Regions from separate parts of the Mus musculus genome. Here region 1 is linked to region 2. A link is a loop called in an ENCODE intact Hi-C map of the cell type or tissue named here. Cell type or tissue: left cerebral cortex. All regions are shown on one strand.

Evidence for each region. Hi-C counts contacts between places; a loop is a spot of excess contacts. Peaks named below come from ENCODE experiments on the same cell type or tissue, not always from the same donor. Only the 100,000 strongest peaks of a DNase experiment are listed, where the experiment ranks them.
Region 1: it touches region 2 in a loop (7-fold over the local background); 1 of 42 quality-filtered maps calls a loop at or near these places.

What each region holds. Positions count from the first base shown.
Region 1 is chr11:101,440,044-101,445,043 of GRCm38, reverse strand. It overlaps Rpl27 (ribosomal protein L27), which reads right to left and starts at 2,799. Exons shown (of 5, transcript NM_011289.3): 1 at 2,588-2,799; 2 at 2,239-2,321; 3 at 1,374-1,543. The coding sequence starts at 2,319. In left cerebral cortex, a CTCF peak has its summit at 2,866; a DNase peak (open chromatin) is centred at 2,753; H3K4me3 peaks cover 1,080 bases; H3K27ac peaks cover 588 bases.
Region 2 is chr11:101,550,521-101,555,520 of GRCm38, reverse strand. Brca1 (breast cancer 1, early onset) reads left to right here and starts at 3,566. Exons shown (of 23, transcript NM_009764.3): 1 at 3,566-3,752. It overlaps Nbr1 (NBR1, autophagy cargo receptor), which reads right to left and starts at 2,867. Exons shown (of 24, transcript NM_008676.3): 1 at 2,566-2,867; 2 at 1,423-1,533. In left cerebral cortex, CTCF peaks have their summits at 2,578 and 3,620; DNase peaks (open chromatin) are centred at 2,824, 3,222 and 3,457; H3K4me3 peaks cover 2,632 bases; H3K27ac peaks cover 1,620 bases.

The DNA.
Region 1 (5,000 bases), 110 kb after region 2:
GAAACTCCTTTTAAGAGGTAAGATTCACCACACCAGACCTTCCCTTCAATGCAATATCTGGCTGTCTCTCCAGCTAGGTTTTCCTTAGCCAGGTATGGCACACACTTGTAGCACCCCAGGGGCTGAGCTGAGACCTCAGACTAGCCTGAGCTGAGTGAACTTGCATGACCCTAAGAGTCAGACAGCCCCAGCAACAAATCTTGACGACACATGCTGTCGGGTCCCAAGAAATGTAGCTTAGGACCCCTCAATTCTCACAGTCTCTTCAAGGGTAATAAAGAGACTGTTCGAAAGACCTGTCACCGTACTGCTCTGGCTGGAAGATCCACCTGCTGCAGCCTGTTAAATGCTAGGATCCTAACTGTGCATTACCACAGAGATTGGGGTGGGGTGGGTGTACAGTAGTCAACTGTCAGCACCTAGGATTTCTTAGCATTTAATGCTGCCTCCATACACACAGGCAAAACATCTACATACATAAAACACCACCATCAAAACACCAAAACCACCCAAAGAAAAACAATTTAACTGGGTGGTGGTGCCAAATCCCTTTAATCCCAGCACTCAACAGAGGCAGGTGGAAGCTAGCCTTGAACTTATGTGGGAAAAAACAAATCCTAACTATGTGTTTCCGTACACACGAGTACAGGTTCCCTCTGGAGACCAGAAAAGGGTGTCTGATCTGGAGATGGAGTATAGCAGCTTGGAACCTTTTAACATCATCAGGTTCTGGAAATTAAACTCAGCAGCTCCACAAAAGTAAGTATCCTAATGACTAAGCTTTCTTTCTATCCTGGTTCAAAACAAAACTGCACAGAGCCCTCTCCTTCCACCCTTATTCGGGTTCCAGGGATTGAACTCCGGTCACCAACACCAGGCCCTAAGCTGTCTCACAGCCCAAAGAAAACCATCTCGTACAAAGGTGAGGGAAGGCAGACCAGACCCTGTCCTGCGTACCCTAGAAGACAAATCCAGCAACCTGCACTTAATAAGGGCAAGCTGGAGAACAGAAAACGAAAGGGACCTGAGACAGGATGCTCACACCTGAAACCCAGAACACAGGATTCCGAATGTGAGGATAGCCTTGTGCTAAAAGACAAACAAAAACGGATGCAGAAAGATTAATGAACTACAGACTCTATCAAGTCTACTCCCCTCCCCTAACAGCGCTGTGGTCAAACCCAGGGTCTTGTATCTGCTGGGTTACAGTTATACAAGCTTAGCATTCTCAAGATGGAGGGAAGACGATCCCAGGGGCGGGAGAGGAAAGAGCAAGGGAATATGATGGCCCTTTCTTGTTCCACAGCAACCACAAGGCTGCCTCTTCCTCAGAGGAGGATGTGAACTTGCAATTCCATTTCTGGAAGGCTCACCTTGTGGGCATGAGGTGGTTGTAGTTATAAACTTTCACAAAGGACTTGATCTTGGATCGCTTGGCGATCTTCTTCTTGCCCATGGCAGCTGTCACTTTCCGGGGATAGCGGTCAATTCCAGCCACCAGGGCATGGCTGTAAGGGCGGTCCGAGGTGCCATCGTCAATGTTCTAGACGAGAAAAGGGAAAAAGAAAAGTCACGTTACTGCTTCGGCCCCATCTTAGTAAAACTATGTTTACTGAATACACCCTCCACATCTCTAGATTACTCCTTTAATGCTAAGAGTCAACAGGACAGTAACTCTGAGTTAGCCAGTGTTGACTCCTGTCACAAGGAGATTTAGAAGTCCATCAAGGCTAACACTCAAAGTGACCCCTAACACCTTCCCCCATGAAGCTAGTTAAGGTTAAAGCCCAGACTGCAAAGCGGGCAGCCTAACTAACCGGTTCTAGCTAAATGACAGGAGCAGGAAGCTGGAGAGGCCAGTGGTCTTGTGGCTAGGACCACAAGGGTTTATAAAACTGGTAAGAGGCAAGTAGCAAAACGCTCAAACACACCCAGGGGATGCTCTCTAAGTGTAAGTAGTGTCTCCCATCCTACATCCTCTCAGCTGCCTGCAGCACCCATTACTTTGACCTTAAGTAACTTAACACCTCGAAACCTTAGTGCCGGAAATTAAGTTACTGCAAGAACTATACACCACAGCTGTAATATGTACAATACACAGTGGCCACCATTACTACCCATTATGCATTCGCCAGTGCCTATTGTTAGGACAGATCTTAAATTCCCATCCGGCTCATCTTATCCAGCAGCCGAAATCCGCACATGCAAGCAGTCTCAAGAGCCCCGGGGGTCTGGTACCTTCACGATGACGGCTTTGCGTCCGGAGTAGCGTCCGGCCAGGACCAGCACCACTTTCCCGGGTTTCATGAACTTGCCCATCTCTGCAGAGACAAAGACAAGGAAGGAGCCGCTCACAAGTGTGTAAAGCGGAAGGCCCCGGAGCCGACGTCTACCTGCGAGCCCCGGTCGTAGGCCCGCGACTTTAGATCACCCGCTGCCGACTCCGCCACGCGGCCCGGAGGTCCTGCTCGAGGGATGCGACTCCCCGTGAAGCCGCCAGAGGCTCAGAGTCCGAATGAGCCCAGCAACCCGACCCCGGGACCGCGATGGCGGCGGATTGCAAGACCCTCTCCAGGCCTTTACTCACCGACAGCAGGCAGCCGGCACCCAGCAGAAAGGAAAGGAGGGCACTTCCGCTAACCTTTCACCTTACGGAGAGGTGGCTTCACTTCCTGTCCCGCCTCCCAGGCCCAGCCATGCCCCACGGTTGGTGGTCAAAGTTGTTGGCGGAAGGAGCTCGTCAGGGAGGGTCGGGCACTGCGTTTTTGAACCAAGCTTTATTAGCAGCACGAGCAGCAGACAGGAACAGAGCGTTCCGGTTCCGGCGTGTGGAGGGAGGAGCGAGGATGACACCTGAATGTGAGCTCTGTTCTGTCCCCTTCATTGCTGTAGTCCCCTACTCTGCCACTAGGAGGAGGACAGAGTCTGAAATTCACAGTTTTGCTTTGTAAGACCGGGCTTTGCGGGGGTGTGTGTGTGGGGGGGTGTGGGTGTGTGTGTGTGTGTCAGTGGTGGGCGGGGGTGTGTTTGTGTGTGTGTGTGCTGCATAAACCTGTAATCCCATCGTTTGAGGGGCTGAGACAAGAGTTCCAGTTCTAGTCCAACGTAGGTTACATAGACTCTGTCTTCCATAGGTAAATAAATTACAATTTATTTTAATTTAAATAATTTAAAATTATTATCCATAAGAAACAAAATGACAGCCGGGCGTGGTGGCGCACGCCTTTAATCCCAGCACTTGGGAGGCAGAGGCAGGCGGATTTCTGAGTTCGAGGCCAGCCAGGTCTACAAAGTGAGTTCCAGGACAGCCAGGGCTATAAAGAGAAACCCTGTCTCGAAAAACCAAAAAAAAAAAAAAAAAAAAAAAAAGAAACAAAATGACCTCCTCGCGCACAGTTAGATGAAAAATGAAAAATGGAAAAGATCAGACAGTATCCTTATCTCCAACATTCAACCCGATGATGTCAGATATTGACTACAATAAGCATGTGGTACTCCTAGCTTTTAAAATATATTTTTAAATTAAAATATATATTATATATTTGTATATATATATATATATATATATATATATATATATATACACACATATATGTTGAGATTTAGATTTTGTTTTGTTTTGTTTGGTTTGGTTTTTTTTTTGAGACAGGGTTTCTTTGTGTAGCCCTGGCTGTCCTGGAACTCACTCTGTAGACCAGGCTGGCCTCGATAGATTTATTTTTATTTTTTTGTATGAGTATTTTGCTTTTTTGCCTGCATGTATGTATATGCACCAAGATGAGTGTCTATTCTCCAAGGAGGTCAGAGGAAAATGTTGGATGCCCTGGAACTGGTTTTACAGATGATTGTGAGTCACTGTGTGGGTGCTGGGAATTGAGCCTGGGTTCTCTGCAGATCTTCTGCAAGAGCAGAAACTGCTCTAAGTACCATCATCTCTCCAGCCCCTATTTATTATTACTTCAATATTTTTCAGTTCATTTTTTTTTTTTTTAAAGATTTATTTATTATTTTATGTAAGTACACTGTAGCTGTCTTCAGACACACCAGAAGAGGGAGTCAGATCTTGTTACAGATGGTTGTGAGCCACCATGTGGTTGCTGGGATTTGAACTCTGGACCTTCGGAAGAGCAGTCGGGTGCTCTTACCCACTGAGCCATCTCACCAGCCCCCTTTTCAGTTCATTTTAAAGGACTTATTTTCAGTTATGTGTATGTTGATATGTGGGTATGTGTGAGAATATGATGCCCACATAGGCCACAGACATTGGATCTCCTGGAGCTGGAGTTACAGGCTGTGGTGAACCATTTGATGTGGGTACTAGGAAGAGAACTGGGCTTCTCTGGAAGAGCAGTAGTGCTCTCCACTTCTAAGCCACTTTGCTGGCACTAATTTCTGAGACAAAGTCTTACTCTGTAGCTAAAGCTGGCTTGGAAGTCACATTATAGCCTAGGCTGGAATCCAGCTTTCAGTGATCCTCCTGCCTCAGCCTCGTGAGTCCTGGAACCACATCTGGATTATACTTGCATTTCTGTATCCAATAAATATTTTGGGGGGGGGGTTGAAACAGGGTTTCTCTGTCTAGCCCTGGCTGTCCTTGAACTCATTCTGTAGACCAGGCTGGCCTTGAATTTAGAAATCCTCCTGCCTCTGCCCCACAAGTGCTGGGATTAAAGGCGTGCGCCACCACTCCTTGGCTAAAAATGGTTTTATATTTTTTTTTAAACTGTCTACCCCAAGCTGCACTTGAACTCAGCAATCCTCTTGACTCAGCCTCTTCTATCTGTGACTCCAGTCTTGGGTCACCATCCCTGGCTCCAATTAAAATATTTTCTGAAGCAGGAGGTAGCATTTCCCAAGGTGATGAATAGACCAGGCTCCCTCACCTACCAATTCTAGAATACATTTCACCTGCTCTCTCCTACCTACCAGTTTTTTTTTTAATTTTTTTTTTAAAGATTTATTTATTATTATATGTAAGTACACTGTAGCTGTCTTCAGAC
Region 2 (5,000 bases):
ACACTAAGTCTCCAGAAAATAAGCAAGCAAACAAACCAACACCAAAACAAAGCAGCAACAACAACAACAATCTACCAGAACCTCTTACAATCACTTATGGGGAATTTTAAAGGTATATAAAAGTAAAGAAAGGAACTTGCTGAGTCCTTTTGGACCTATCAGCTAGCTTCCACAATATCCAACTGGGAGCTAATTTAGTTATCCAGTATTCCTTCCTTTCAGTTGTGTGTGGGGGGCTGCAAATGGAATACAGATGTCTAGACGATAGGGAATCACTCTACCACTGAGCTACACCCTTGTCTCATGACAATGTCTCTCTTGACAAAATATTCATCCTTTCATTCGTAAATATTTATGAGAAAAAAAATGTAAAACCCACCATTATCACACCTAAGAAGCTGGTAATTCTTTAATCACTTATCTATTATTAAAGTCGGTTTGACTTTAATGAAGGACTTTGCTTACTGATGATCTGTGACTTTAGGGGAAAAGGTAGTTTAAGTTGTTTAACGCTACAAGTAAACTCACTGGCATTAAAAAAAAAAAGGTCACCTCTTAAAATATTCAGCACATTTTTAAATCTGCATCTAGAAAGGGCCAGATTCTGCTCCACACACAAGAGGCAAACAAGATTAAGTCCTAGACTTTTCCAATGTCACAGGAAGGGAGGCCATGGGGCGGGAAGACTCAGGGTTCCAGACACAGTTCCACCACAGACTAGTCATAGAGCTGTGAGAAACACTATCTCTGAGCTTCAACTGTTTAATCTATAAAAACAATACTATTTTGATGACCTTAACAGTGTTACCAAAGGAATTTAATAAAATTATGGCCTAGGAGATTGGGAATAAGGCCGAACCAGTCAATTATGTGCATAGCTGTGGGGTTCATTTCTAGCACCACAAAGTGTATAAATTCTTATCAACAGAAACAATTCTTTATTTCACTAAGATAGCTTCTAGTTTATTATTTACTAATTTTTGAAGGAGACATACTCTCACTCCGCAGCCCATGCTGGCCTGGCAATTGCTATAGATTTGCCTGCTTCTGCCTTCAGAGTGTTGTACTATGGATACAACTGTCATTTTAAGAGCCTGTAGGGCTGGAGAGATGGCTCAGCCTCCCCCCCCCCCCGACCCCCCCAAAGAACCCAGTTCAATTCCCAGCACCCGTGCAGCAGCTTCCAACTGTCTGTAATTCCAATTCCAGGGGAATCTAACACCCTCCTACAGACATACAAAAACACCAACGGTTTCAAAATAAATAATTGAAACAAAAGAACCTTGTATTCTTAATTCTGACTATTTTATATACTCAATTATTCATTTTTTCCCATCACTTGTCTTTATCTAGAATTGACTTCGATGCCAAGCTAATGCTAATCTCTAGCACCCACCCTGCTGACAACCAGCATGCATTTACCTGAAATGCAATTCTTCCTTCTTAGGAGCTGTAAAATTTAGGCAGACGCTGGCTCATCAACTCCCCAGCAACTCCCCAGCACGTTCAAGTTGGTTGGTTTGTTTGTTTTTTCTTTAAACCAGAAAAACAAAGTGACCAAAATGTAAAAATTGTGAAACACACTTTCCAACTTCAAGAAATACTCTTCCACTCTTTTCTGTCTGGAAGGAAACTATTCTTCCCCGTTCTGAAATTACACAAGTGGGAATTAGTTTCCATACTTTGGAGCAACCAGCTGTTCTGCCCATGGGAGAAAACAGGAAGTAGGCGGTTCTAGTTTAGCTGGCCAATATACAGGTCTTCATAAAGGGCTTACGTGTGAAAATTCTTTCAGCCAGAGCAATCATCTTGAACTTGTGAAAATATCAAAAGTACAGTTAACCACATCTATACCTGAAGGTTTACCTCCAGCAGTCAGGTAGCTGGGCCTAAGCCTGCACTTTCCTAAATGGCACTGTAAACTCATACCTATTGACTCACGTTCATGTGGCTAAGTCAGCTTTTCCTCACGTGATTATTTTTCAACCCCGACAAATAATTTTAATAAAGCCAATTTGGGAATCTGAACTTCATTTTCTATACCAGAAGCTGGCACAAGCAACCTGAGTTTTAAAATGTGTCATCTGAAAGGTGGGTGTTTGACATAACGGGAAAAACGATGCCTTTCTAATTTGGAAGGTCCTAGCTCAAGATATCTTCCTTCAATAGAGCCTTAAAAATAGGAAAGGGACAGAATGAGGAAGATGTATGTCCTTTCTTGTCGCAGACTTAATCCCAGTCTTCCAGTAATGGTTTCCCGGAACTCCATGTCCCCAGGACAGTGAGTGTCACCACCATCGAAGCCCTCTTTATGTTCTGGGGGGGATCGAGACCTTTTCTTAGCAGAAACTGGCCCTTCTAAGCCATGAACTGTCTCCCTCAGGCAGTATCCACCCCCCACTATCGATGACAACCCAAGCGACTCCCTCATCTGGTCACTGAAAAGACTGGCTGCCCCTGAACACGGAAAGTCACTCCTCTTTGCAAGATTTTCCCCTTGAACTTCCCCGAGCACTCTAAGAACGGCGTGCCCCTACTTCTAGGTAACAGTGGTAGCTTCCTTACCAGCTTTCCGCCCACGGGGGGCGCTTGCCAGTGGCCAGTGCAAGGACCGTTCGCGGCCAGCTCGCCTGCTATCCCTGCGGGGTGAATCTAACATGGCGGACAGAGACCGGGCCTAGTCCCATGTTTCCCGGAGTTTTCCACAAGATGATTGGCTCTTTCTATCTGCCCCTCAAAATAACCTCTCTACCGATTGGTCAGTGCTGCGTTGGCAAGGGAGGGACAGAAGCTCTCTGAACCGCATAACAATAACAAACACCCAGGCCGAGGGGCGGAACTAGCGCGCAGAAGTCAGCTGGTTGGATTTCCCTTTCCCAAGCCGATTGGCCACCCTCTGCTTTTCCCAGGTCACTGACATTGGCGGACTAGTTACCCGAGAATCGCGGGGCTGGACGGGAATTGTAGTCTTCCTGGAACCCACAGCTCCTTTTAGTCTATTTTCTGTGCACAAAACACGAACACAGAACGCTGCGATTCATAGCAGCTAAGACGCATAACTGCGAGGAGGTCTCCGCTGTACCGACTGGGTTCCTGTGGTACTCGTGCCTGCTTCCGGTGTGAGAAGCTCTTTTCCCGTAAGACTACACTTTCCAAGAGATGCTGTGGAGAAGGCCTTTCGTTCCGCAATGCATGCTGGAATTGGTAGTTCTTCTTACACAAGTCTCTTATTTACCGAAACTGGAGACTTCCATGGCAGGAAGGCTGAGGGAGGGATGAGACCTCGTTTTGCAACTGCTTTGGGCACTACCTTGCGCTCATATTCCGGCCTCAGGGAGCGATTCCCACCCTTTGTACAGAACTACTGTGACGTAATAAGCAGGCGTAGATGCGAAGGGGCTGCCTAAGAGAAACCTCGAAATTCTTTCTCTTCCGTCTCTTTCTAGTGACGACATACAGGAAAAAAAAAGACTAGGTAGCCAATCGCAAACCCAGAAACAGTTTCAGCACCCCCCCCCCCCAACTCGCTCCTCCCTTCCCTTCCGCTGACGTGTCTGGATCTTGTGTTCCGAAAGGCTAGCGCTAGGCGCCAAGCGGCCGGTTTCCTTGGCGACGGAGAGCGCGGGAATTTTAGATAGATTGTAATTGCGGCTGCGCGGCCGCTGCCCGTGCAGCCAGAGGATCCAGCACCTCTCTTGGGGCTTCTCCGTCCTCGGCGCTTGGAAGTACGGATCTTTTTTCTCGGAGAAAAGGTGAGACAGCCCTGAGGAACAGAAAGGGTACCCCGGAATACTCATATGAAAGGCAGGAAGCTGCTGGTGGAGACGGGTGTTTACTGATTAGGAAAGTACCTGGGGCGGAACCAAAGGGTCCCAGACGTTTTCAAACAGGACTCTTGGGAAGGGTGCAGTTTGTGCATTCCCGGGGGCAGCTGTGAGGAAGAGGGCAAAGGATCTACGAGGGGGAGTTCTGGCTGTAATCGTATCTTGAAGGTTGTATACGGATGCGGGCTAAAGGATGAGAGGAAAGGCGGGCAGAAGTGTGGCAGGGAAGAGGGGGGAAAAACGGAGTTTGTGGAGGGAAACTCCTGAAGAACTAGACCCGAGTACATTTCACAGAAGGTTCTAGAAGGGAAGTACATAAGGGAATGGCAATAGTAATGAATGCTGTTGGCAGAGAAGACGTGTTTAAAGAGAGCCTTAACAGGGAAACATCCAGAAGAGGTAGGGTGGAGACGCTTTAGCAGTTTTTAAGTGTTCCTTTTGGCGACTTTTAAAATAATATGTGTGCTTCTTTTTTGTTTGGTTGGTTAGCGTTTATGTTGGTGGTTTGGTTTGGTTTGGTTTTGGCTTTTGTGTAGCCTTGGCTGTCCTGGAACTAGCTCTATAGACCAGGCTGGCCTCGAATTCACAGAGATCCACCTGCCTCTGCCTCCTGAATGCTGGGTAGTTGATTAGTTTTGAGACAGAGTCTAGTCTCATTTATATTAGCTCTGGCTGGCTTGGAGCTGTGTATAATAGAACAGGCTGGTCTTAAACACTCCTCCACCTGCCCCTGTCTCTGGGGAGGAGGGGGTCAAAGATATCCACTACCATTCTCAGCTAGTTTTAGAGTTTGTGAGACAGGGCCTTCTGTAATTGGGTTGTGTAGCTCTAGGTGACCTTGAACTCTATCCTCCTGCCTGTACTTCCTGAATGCTGAAAGTACAGGTTGAAACAACCATATCTGATCTTTTGGCCTCCCCAAACTAGCCCAAAAAGACTGCTGAACTTCTGAGTCCAAGCCATCCTCCTCCTTCAACTTCTCCAGTCCCTGAAACTATAGGTATGACACCACTGGTTTTGATTCTAAGCAAGAAAAAGAACACCAGACTCTGGGGAAAGTTCATATATATATCACTTCTGTCCAGTCACTCCATTTTAGCTTTTTTTTTTTTCCTTGAAGAAAGGAAGTGACCCAAGGAAGGCTTTCATATCAAAGAGTAGAGAATTTAGATTGCT